Regions from separate parts of the Homo sapiens genome. Here region 2 is linked to region 1. The links are chromatin contacts, found by Hi-C or POLR2A ChIA-PET in ENCODE. All regions are on one chromosome and are shown on one strand. Each heading gives the region's core, a stretch centred on a gene start or an enhancer-like site at or near the end of the contact. The rest is flanking DNA. Distances are from core to core; before and after follow the strand shown. Region 1 overlaps BABAM2 (BRISC and BRCA1 A complex member 2). Region 2 overlaps BABAM2 (BRISC and BRCA1 A complex member 2).

Evidence for each region. A loop is a pair of places that touch in the nucleus more often than their neighbours do. ChIA-PET counts read pairs that join two places held with the same protein, here RNA polymerase II (POLR2A). Pooled maps may share reads with other maps.
Region 2: a loop to region 1 is called in a pooled map of gastrocnemius medialis, with 2.1 times the contacts of the local background. The contact joins two enhancer-like sites. A Hi-C loop is called at or near these places in 1 of 168 maps with a recorded cell type or tissue (mesothelial cell of epicardium) and 2 of 50 pooled maps. POLR2A ChIA-PET finds 5 or more read pairs at or near these places in 3 of 52 experiments (Panc1 and activated T-cell).

The regions. Positions count from the first base shown.
Region 1 is chr2:28,161,293-28,166,891 of GRCh38, forward strand. The region is part of intron 7 of BABAM2 (BRISC and BRCA1 A complex member 2); the gene reads left to right. The region is part of intron 1 of LOC100505736 (a long non-coding RNA gene); the gene reads right to left. Among named protein-coding and RNA genes, the nearest start is that of BABAM2-AS2, 150 kb to the right of the region's middle. Within about 2 kb of position 3,124, at least 10 of the 41 ENCODE cell types and tissues checked have a DNase peak (open chromatin) inside an H3K27ac peak, as active enhancers do.
Region 2 is chr2:27,975,105-27,980,703 of GRCh38, forward strand. The region is part of intron 3 of BABAM2 (BRISC and BRCA1 A complex member 2); the gene reads left to right. Among named protein-coding and RNA genes, the nearest start is that of MIR4263, 18 kb to the right of the region's middle. Within about 2 kb of position 2,932, at least 7 of the 41 ENCODE cell types and tissues checked have a DNase peak (open chromatin) inside an H3K27ac peak, as active enhancers do.

The DNA.
Region 1 (5,599 bases), core at 1,874-4,373:
TAGGGTTCCTGGGGGGCTCCAGGAGTCTAGGTGCTGGGGTCAACCAGTGACTCACTCAGAGCTTGAGCCAGTTTCCAGTCAGATGACTCCAGGGAATGGGAATGGGGATGGGAGCAAGAGTTGGGTTGGGGGTAGGTAGAAAGTAGAAATTAGAGATAGGCCTTCAAGGAAATTCCAGTTTGCTTTCCCCATTTTCAGAGTCTCTGGTTTGGCTCAAACTCCCAAAGTGTCTCAAAGACCCTTCTTCCTTTTATTCTGGAGCTACTTAGAACCCAAACTCTTCCCCTTTTCAAGCAAGGGTTAGCCAGAACTGTCTATCAGACCTGTCCAGCATCTTACCCTGAAACCCCTTGGGCAATGCTGAGGCCCTGCATTCCTAATACAAAAGGGAGCGCAAATGGGTGGGTGTGTCCTTTTTGGCTCTTGTTCCCCTCCACTTTGCTCTTTTGCGGTCAAAAAGTCTTGCACAGCAGTTACTTAATGCCAAGCTGGCCCAGCTGCAGCTAATTTAATCACTCATCTGTTGAGTGAGGTACTATTTTCATTTTGCACTTGGGGTAAACTGAGGGCAGAGATCTTTAATTATTTTATTTAGCACCAGAAATGGACTCTGATAGATATAGGATGAAACATTTGGACACTCTTTTGTTTGCTTTCCATTTGAAACATGATTCACTATATTATATACTGCTTCCTGTGCCCTAAATTAGTATAAATTTAAATTTTAGCTACTGCAACCTTCTCTTCAAACTAACTACTAATTCCTAGAATAAATACTAGTGATTTCAAATGAAACCTTTTCAATTAATGAGCAAGTGGCAAGGAGTTGTAATTGTTTAAATAAAAATTATTTAGAAACTTGAAATACCGTATTTTGTCTTTTTAAAAATACCAGTGGGTGTTTAGGCCCACGTAAAGAGAGTACATTGCTAGGCCCTGCAGCGCATACCTCACACCGGGACAGTAAAGACAAAGGGCACCTGAAATGTACATGGCTCTCTTCAGGATGCTTTGAGAAACCAGAACTTAAGTAACGGTTAAAGTAGAGACTCCAAAGTCAGACAGACCTGGATGTGAATCCAGCCTCCAATACTAAGTAGCTGGGTATTCTCTTAGCCTCCTTTTTGTCACCTTTTACCCAGGCATGAGGATAGTATCCACTTCACAGTTTTGAGGATTAATTGAATTAAAACATGTGTAATGAGACTACTGTCTGGCATACACTACTCTATGGAGTCAGTGCCCAGCGAATGATAGCTCTTCCTAGCTCAGCCAACCCTGCACCGGGCTTCTTCCTAAGTGCTGTTATGCACATAATCTCATTTCATTTCCCTACCAACCAGCCAGGTAATGCTCTTCCTCGCACACTAGAGCAGTGTTAGTTGAACATTTGAATTTTTAAGCATCTTGACTGAATATGACACTGCATTGGTGACATTTTGATAGCTGTCACTGCATGGTTTAGTTCCAGCATCTTTCAGCACATTCAGAAGCATCAACCTTTACATGTTGGGGCTTCTCCAACAGCAATTATAGCCACAAGTGGAGAAAAGCTATACATGTTCTCATAAAATATCATCGAGATTTGTGTCATAGGCCTCTAGTGACAAAGACATGTTTAACTGCTAGATGTCAGTTTTTTTCCCCCTTTCAGATAAAATTAAACTGTGGAGTTACCATTTAATCCACAAGTGTAAGAATAAATTGGTTTTTTAGTCCCAATTCTGTAGAAAATCAAAACTAGTACCAAATATTTTTATTTATAAACATTTTTATTGTGGGTGTAGGCATATCTGTGTGTAGACAGATAGAATGAGGTGCCCCCCGAAAAAAGACGGTGGTGTCATCTTTTGTGGCCAGCCTAGTGAAATCCTCACTCTCCTCAGATGCCTCCCAGCCGGCAGCCACCCTGCTTCCCCCATGACCTTCTTCTGAGTGTGAAGCTCTGGGTGCCAGCGCTTCTTCCAGCCAAGTCAGCAGGTGGGCCAGGATCAGCTTGAGAATTAGTTTTCTTAACAGCCCCAACTGGCCACTCTCAGAATAATTCTGTTAAATGTGACCTCTTGTGTTATGTGGAGTAAGTCAGTAGCTGGCTATCAGGGAGACTTTAGAGACCCAGAGAGCTTTATGCCTAAGGGGAGAAAAAGAACATTTTTCTTGTCTTGAGGCAGGTCACAGAAAATGTACACATGGTGCTGGGGACAAAGGTCTAGGAGAAAAGCAAAAGGCAGTCACCCCTGCCAGATATCTAATAGAATGCCAGAGTTAGACATGAATGCCATAAGAATAATGAAAAACTGAGAGCCATGGGCCTTAGGAAGAGAAAATGGAGTAAATCGGATGATAGAGCAAGAGAAGTTGTGAACCCAGCCAGAAAGAAAGGTAAGGGTGAGGCAATCTGTCCCCATCTTAACACAATGTACTCCTAAGGGTGAGACTTGTGTAAGATCGGCTGGGCTGATGGAGCTGGGTCAGAGGCCTCAGAATTGGACTCACGTGGCCCAAGGCTCTAAGGTAATGTGATCTATCGTCATGGAGATGAGAATTGAGGCCATCCACCCCTTGTGGGTGTTTTCCTCAGGGCACTGCCCATTGCACATTGCTAGATCATTTCCATCTGGCTTCATCTCTAGGCCCACTGCTATGCACCTCTTAGAAACTATCAGGTGGTACTGAAAACTGAAGATGAATTTTCTCATGGAGTTCTCTTCTTAGAAACTCCTAGACTCAGTGACTGATTGCAAAAGGCACATCTGGCACAAGAAAACAGACTCCTACAACTTGTTGCACTTAACATCTTGATACCAAGGATCATAGGGATGGAAAGACAGTGCTAATCCCCATAAACGTGTGGTGTCTGGTCACTTCTGTGCATTCCGTGCAGTCAATAAAATACAGTGTTGATGGAACCCAGTGCAGGTGGAGTAGAGCAGTTCCACATGTGCAATTGGTATTTGCTCTTCTTCCCTTCAGTGTGTTTTTTGTTGTGTCAAACACAACCGAATGAGAGTTGCCCCTACACCCCCACGTGGAGTTAGAGGAGTGCGTCCTGGCCTGGAATAGGTCTCTCTTTCTGGGCCACTCTGTGGGCTGTCTGAGCAGTGGAAGCATAAATATAAACCTCGGGCACATAAGGACACACACAGGCCGCAGAGCCTGTCAAGGGCTCTGTCATGTTCCGAGTGAACAGATGTTTATCCCACAACATTTTTTTTTTCCTTCTTGGAGTTTGTCCAATGCATTAAAAAAAAAACTAAACTGTTTACACTAATTATTCCCTTTTGCTGCCTTTGCTTGTTTTGTTTTGCTCTTTTCTTTTTCCCATACATTAAGAGCTATTCGTGTGAGGAAATTCTGCCCAGCTGCTTTCTGGAACAGATACTTCCATAGCTTAAACCAGGAACCCTTTGTTCTTGGATCTGAGTGGAGCTCAGATTGCCTTGTCACATGTATCTTGGCGCTTCTTCCCTGAAGTTTATAGGCTTTTAAAAATCCATTTCCTTTTTACCCCAAAGATAATCAGCTTCCATAACTTTTCTTAAAGTAAATAACTCCAGATCCCTTCATGGTTTCAGATTTTCCCGTATGCTTCAGTCAGGATTTTATTCAGCAATCATTTATTAAGTACATTCTTAAGTTTGGTGAGTACCATACCACTGTACTAGGTATCAAAAGAGAAACCCTTTCCCCTTTTATTGGTTTGTTCATGTTTTCACTTATTTTTTCATTTCCTTCATTCAAGAAATATTTGTTTAGCTCCTACTGTGTCCCAGGTACGGTTCTGGGTGCAGAGGAATCAGTGATAAGCAAAAACAGACATCGTCTTTGCCTTCAAGGAATTGCCAGTGTACTGCGGGAGAAAGACGTAAAGAATTAATTGCAATTCAGGGTGATACATACTATAATAGTAGGGTGTTCAAGTTTCTTTGAGGAATGTGAAGGGTGTAATTGGCTCTGCCTCAGGCATCAAAAATAACTTTACAGATTACTGGACATGTGAGAGGATTCTACAGAGAGAGGACAGCACATACAGAGGTGAGGAGGTATAAAGTATGGTTGGTTCGGGGAGCTTGATATCTGAATGCAAAAACAGCAGATGCAAGAGGTGAAGCTGGAAAACTAAGTTGGGTAGCCAAGTTGTTAAGGTCATTTTGCATGCCAAGTTTAAAAATCTGGAGTATGTCTTAGAGAAAATGGTGGGGGAAGGGGCACTGAAGCTTTTTTTTTTTTTCCTTGCTTTTTTTTTTTTTTTTTTTTTTTGAGACAGAGCCTTGCTCTGTCACCCAGGCTGGAGTGCAGTGGTATGATATTGTGTCACTGCAACCTCCGCTTCCTGGGTTCAAGGGATTCTCCTGCCTCAGCCTCCTGAGTAGCTGGGATTACAGGCATGTGCCACCACACCCAGTTAATTTTTGTATCTTTAGTAGAGATGGGGTTTCACCATGTTGGCCAGGATGGTCTTGAACTCCTGGCCTCAAAGTGATCCACCCACCTCAGCCTCCCATAATGCTGTGATTACAGGCATGAGCCGCTGTGCCCGGCTACACTGAAGGCTTTTAAGCAGAGAAAATGCTTTGGAAGTAAATTGTGTTTGCTCAAAATTCATATGTTGAAGCCTTAACCCCCTAGTACCTCAGAATATAACTGTTTTTGGAGATAAGGCCTTTAAGAGGTAATTAGATTAGAATGAGGTCATCAGAATGGGCCCTAACCCAATATGACCAATGTCCTTATAATAAGAGGAAATTAGGACACACATACACACAGAGGGAAGACGCAGGGAGAAGACAACCATCTACAAACCAAGCAGGCCTCAAGAGAATCCAGCCCTGCTGACTCCTTAGACTTCCAGCCTCTACAGTTGTGAGAAAAATCAATTTCTGTGTTGAGGCCACCCAGTCTGTAGTACTTTGTTATGGCAGCCCTAGGAGGTGAATACACCAAGGTTTAAGTTTTGTAAAGATAACTAGAGTCCATGGAGGATGCTGGCTTGGAGAGAAGAGTAACTTGAAGTAGGAGATGCTGCAGTAGGAGAGTAGGAGCTGCAGAGGTCTAGGTCATGATAATAAGGTTGAGTGACCAAAAACTACTCTAGCGAGTTATCCTATCAACCAAAATAGTGAATACCACAGGAAGGACACATTTTGGGGGAGTAGGGGGAGGGGTGGATGCCAAACTAGTAAATCTGGATTTGGACCGCTTCACTTTGGTGTGTGCCCTGGATGGCTGCATCAAAATGAACTTTCTTACCTTCTGGCCTTTGATTGGGTTCAGCAACTAGAGATTTGAGGGTGGAAGGAGAGTAAGGAGGGATATGTCTCTTACCCCTGACGTCCTCCCTTCTTTGCACTGGCGTGACTGTGTTTGAGTCTTCTACCTATGGCCACAACTCCACTGGGAGCCCCGCTCATGACATTACAGTTATCTTTGGTTTGATCCCAGTGATAAGTAATGCCTTTCCTTTGTTGCCAGCCCTAGGGTGCTTCTCTATCTCTTTTTGATTTCTCTTACGCTGTTTACAACCTCATAACGAATGCCTTCATCAGACTTGCTTCCATCTCCCCTTTCAGTGTGCCATCTATTTCATGCCATGACCCTG
Region 2 (5,599 bases), core at 1,682-4,181, 190 kb before region 1:
GGATGGGAAGACTCAACATAGTTAAGATGTTTTCCCTAATTAGTTTTAATTAGTTTCCTAAGTCAATTTTCCCTAAATTAATGTACACTATTTAGTGTAATCCCCATCAAAATCCCAGCAGGATTGGGTAGATATTGACAAGATGATTTTAAAATTTACGTGGGAAGCAAAGAATTAAAATAGCCAAAACAATTTTGGAAAAGAACAATAAAAATGGAGGAGTCAGACTACTCAGTTTGAAGACTTATTATCAAGGCAGTGTGATATTGGCAAAAGAAGAGCCATAGATCAATAGAACAAAATAGTCCAATAATAGATCCATATAAATATGGTCAATGATTTTCCACAAAAACGCAAAGGCACTTCAATGGCAAAAGGAGTCTTCTCAGCAAGTAGACATCTACATGCAAAAAAAAGGACCTTGACTTATATTTCAAACCATGTTCAAAAATTGGTGAATCACATTCTTAAATGGAAAATTTCAAACCATAAAAATCCAAGAAGTAACCATAGAAGGAAGGCTTTGTGACTTGGGCTGGGCATTGAGTTAGATACAACAGTAGAAACATAATCCATAAAAGAAAAAAGTTGATAAATTGGATTTCACTGAAGCTTAAAACTTTTGCTCTGCTGAAGAGACTGTTAAGAGGAAGAGGAGGACAAGAAGCAGTAAGAGAAAATATTTGCAAATCATGTATCTAACAGAGAACAAATTTCAAGAATATGTAGCTTTCAAAAGTCAACATTAAGAAAACCAACAACAATAAAAAAAATGGGGAACAGATCTGAACAGATACTCCACCAAGGAATATATACAGGTAGCAAATAAACACATGAAAAGATGCTCAACTTTATTAGTCATTAGGAAAATGCAGATTAAAATCATTATGAGATGCCATGATGTACCTGTTAGAATGACTAAAATCAATGACAATAATAACAAAATTGACCATATTAAATGTTGGCACGAATGTGTAGAAACTGGAACTCTCATGCGTTGTTGGTTTGCTAAATGTAATAGTCACTCAGGAAAAAAGGTTGGCAGTTTGTTTTATGGTTAAAGATACACTTCATCATATGACCTAGCAATCCAGTCTTAAACATTTATCTAGAAATGATAAATGTACATTCACGCAAAACATGTACATATATGTTTGTAGCAGCATCATTCATAATCATCACAAACTGGAAATCACCTACATGTCTTTCATTGGGTAGATGGATATACAAACTATGGTACATCTGTACAATGGAATATACTAGTAGGCTATAAAAAAGGAGCAAGCTATTGATACATGCAGCAATTTGAGTCTCAAATGCCTTATGCTAAGTGAAAGAAGAAGCTGGTCTCAAAAGGTTACATACTGCATGATTCCATTTATATGGCATTCTGGAAAAATGCAAAACTGAAGGGGCCAAGAGCAGGTCAGAGGTTTCCAGGAATAAGGAATGGTCGGAATATTTAAATACACAGGGATAGCATGAAGACATATTGGAGAGTGATAGAATTGTTCTGTATCCTAATTTTGGTGATGTTTACACAAATCTCTGCATGTTATACAACTCTTATAGGTGTACAGAAAAAGATGAATTTTACTGTGTATAAAGTTAAAAAATAGTTTATAATTTTTATGTCACCTTTTTTCTTTTTACTGTTTGAATGTGGCTACTGGTAAGTTTAAAATTATGTATGTGGCTTGCATTATTATTTCTATTACATAGCACTGCTTCAGATATTAGAAGTGCAAAGAAGGATTAGGTGTGGTCCGAAGTCTAGGAGAGGGATATGGCAGAAGGAAGTCTTCTAAGAAGAGGAGGCAAATTTAAATGACCTAAGTTTAGCCTCTGCCCCCTACTTCCATCCTTTGTTCTACAGATTTTGTTTGAGAGCCTAATTCATGTAAATATGCCAACTCTCAGATGTAGTAATTCCTTAGAGTCTTTTTCCTTGATATTGGAAATTAAACTCTACCACTCAAGATGAAAAGAATGCTGTGCAATGGAATAATTAGTGGCATCCTTGCATTTGTAGGCACAACAGCCTACATTGCTGAGGCAGTTGACAAGTTCCTTGACAAACTTGTGATGAATGTTTAAGTTCATATTATTATTGGTTAGACATTATTGTTTAAATTATTGCACCCAAGATTGTTTATTGTTTATAAATTGTCATAAAGGGAGGTTTCCAGAAGGATGCCTAGCCAGTATGTTTATAATTTGAAGTTAGGAGTGCCAACCCAAAATTGGAGTAGAATCTAAGAATATCATGATGGACTTTAAATAGGTAAATCTAGCGATACTGAAATATAATACAGATAAATTTAAAATTTCAAAATGGATTCTAAAATTTAGTTGTCCCAGTTAAGAAGAGGGATATGTAGCTTAGCAGTGGTAAATACATAAAAATGTTAGGGCTTTTAGTTAATAAGAAGCATAATAGGAGTCACTACTGATGAGGCTGCCAAAAAAGCTATTTTAACTTACAATGCCATTTATCAATAGAAGTTTAATACATAAATTAAGGCATGGATTTTTGTATTTGTTTCTGTGCTCTTTAGAACACACCTAGAATCTTATCTTGAGATCTGGGTGTTATCCTCTAAGAGAGCTATAGACAAACTGGTACATATTCAGAGAGGAGAGAGCCAAATGATGAAGGAAATTGAAACAAGTCAGATGAGGAATAGTGAAGGAGACTGGGATAGTAAGCCTGTCTAAGAGGTGACTCCTAGTGGGGTTGAAAGATAGGTCACGAGAACTGCCTTCAAATAATTGAAGGGCTGTGATATTACAGATAAATTAAACTTGTCCCATAAAGTTCTCAGAACCAGCAAATGGAATTTTCAGAGAGATATTAAATTTCAGTGTAAGGACACACTAAGGGTTAGAGCTAACTCTTGGAAATGAGTCACCTCTTCAAAGTTTTTCGTAAAGCTCTGAAATGGTTTGGATATGTGTCACCTCCAAATATCATGTTGAAATGTGACCTCCAGTGTTGGAGGTGAGCCTAGTGGGAAGTGTTTGGGTCATGGGGGTGGATCCCTCATGAATGGTGTGGTGCTGTCCTTGTGATAATGAAAGAGTTCTTGCTCTGACTTCATGTGAGATCTGGTTGTTTAAAAGAGCGTGGCACCTCCTCTTGCTCTCACTGCCACTCTCATCTTGTGATGTGCCTGCTCTCCCTTCACCTCCTGCCATGATTGTAAGCTTGCTGAGGTCTTTGCCAGAAGCAGATGCTGGCACCATGCTTCCTGTACAGCCTGCAGAACTGTGAGCCAATTAAACCTCTTTTTATAAATTATCCAGTCCTCGGTTAGTTCTTTATAGTGATGCAAAAATGGACGGACACAAACTCTATTGCTTGAACTTACTTTTTGTTGAGACTATCTCCTTCAAACTGGCGTTTCCACAAAGTTCTTGTCTGACTCTCACTTCCATACTTGGAGTTTCAGTCAGTAATCATTTAATGCAGCAACTGATAAGAATAATCTATCATTGGCAGAAAACCAGTCATTTACCTTTTTCTTTTTTTCTTTTTCAAGTTTCATTTTAGGTTCTGGGGTTACATGTGCAGGTTTGTTACGTGGGTAAATTGCATATCACTGGGGTTTGGTGTACAAAAGATTTAGTCACCTAGATAGTGAGCAAAGTACCCGATTGGTAGGTTTTTGACCATCACCCTCCTCTCACCCTCCACCCTCAAGTAGGCCCCAGTGTCTATTATTCCCCTCTTTGTGTCCATGTATACTCCAATGTTTAGCTTCCACTTACAAGTGAGAACATGTGGTATTTGGCTTTCTGTTCCTGGTTAGTTTGGTAGGATAATAGCCTCCAGCTACATCCATATTGCTGCAAAGGACATGATCTCATTCTTTTTTATGGCTGTGTAGTATTCCATGGTGTATATGTACCACATTTTCTTTTTTTCTTTTTTTTTTTTTGAGATGGAGTCTTACTCTGTTGCCCAGGCTGGAGTGCAGCGGCACAATCTCGGCTCACTGCAACCTCCACCCCCTGGATTCAAGCAATTCTCCTGCCTTAGCCTCCCAAGTAGCTGAGACTACAGGCATGCGCCACCATGCCCAGCCAATTTTTGTATTTTTTTGTTTAGTAGAGACGTGGTTTCGCCATGTTAACCAGGCTGGTCTCGAACTCCTCACCTCAGGTGATCCATCTGCCTCAGCCTCACAAAGTGCTGAGATTACAGGTGTGAGCCACTGCGCCTGGCCTATGTACATTTTCTTTATCAGATTCACTCTTGATGGGCATCTAGGATGATTCCAAGTCTTTGCTATTGTGAATAGTGCTGCAATGAACATATGAGTATATGTGTTTTTTTCATAGAATGATTTATATTCTTTTGGGTATATACACAGTAATGGGATTGCAGGGTTGAATGGTAGCTCTATTTTAAGTTCTTTGAGAAATCTCCAAACTGCTTTCCACAGTGGCTGAACTAGTTTATGTTCCCACCAACAGTGTGTAAGCATTTCCTTTTCTGTGCAGCCTCACCAGCATTTTGTTATTTTTTGACTTTTTAGTAATAGCCATTCTGACTGATGTTAGATGGTATCTCGTGGTTTTGATGTGTATTTCTCTAATGATTAGTGATTGTATTAGTTGTATTAGTATTGAATTGTTTCTTAGAAACTATGTTTTCCTGGCAGTTATTGAAACTGATAGACAAAATAGTATGATAATATTTCACTGGTGAGGAATAAGGCAAGTATCCTGTGGACAGGCTGTGTTCCTTCTGTAATTAGGGAGTAGGAGATATGGTCCACTCTGCATATCTGGTAAGTGAGCCTTCCTGAGATGGTGCTGATACCTTCTAAAAATTGTCAGCTGCTAAGGCACAAGCGTGTAAATAAAATCTACTTTGTATTTAACATTTCTGTGATTTCATGTATGTGTCATATTATAAAGCACTGTTGATGTGCATTTTGAAAGGAAGGAACTTCTGCCCCCATTGCTCCCACTGTTATAGCCTGGCAAGTTTCAGGGAGTAATGAAAAATAAGACTTGAAACTCTTATTTTGTTGTTAGGTGGTTGTAACACTTCTTCCTTTTTTTTAAACCTCGCCTTATAGCACCTCTGATCCTGCTTTTATTTCTTTGTTCTCCTGCATACTCTTCCATTTTATGAAAAGTTGGAGTAAGCAGTGTCCAGGTAATCTGTACTCTGTGTTCATATCATCTGCTCCAGGGTGAAATAAAGGAAATGTGATGTTATTGCTCTTCTATATGATTTGTGTTGGTCTTTTCTCTACTGTCTCTGCCTTGAGGTCAGGTACTATGTTTTCTACTTCCTGTATAACTCCCCAGGTGTCCAGTATGCACATCTGTGCGTTGTGGGTTTTTAATAAATGTTCTTGACTGATTTACTGACTGTTCTGCATAGCAAGAGAACAATGCCACAGTTTATTTCAAAGAGGCTGTACAGTATTGAGGCAAAGTGTTTCACAGTTCTCTGAGGTTGAAGGTAGGAGCCTGAGAAATTCTGGAACATAACTATGTGAGATTCTGAAAGCTATTTTAAGTTACTTCTTTGTTTTGAAAAATATTTATATAATGTTTTTATTACATGTAATGTAGTAAA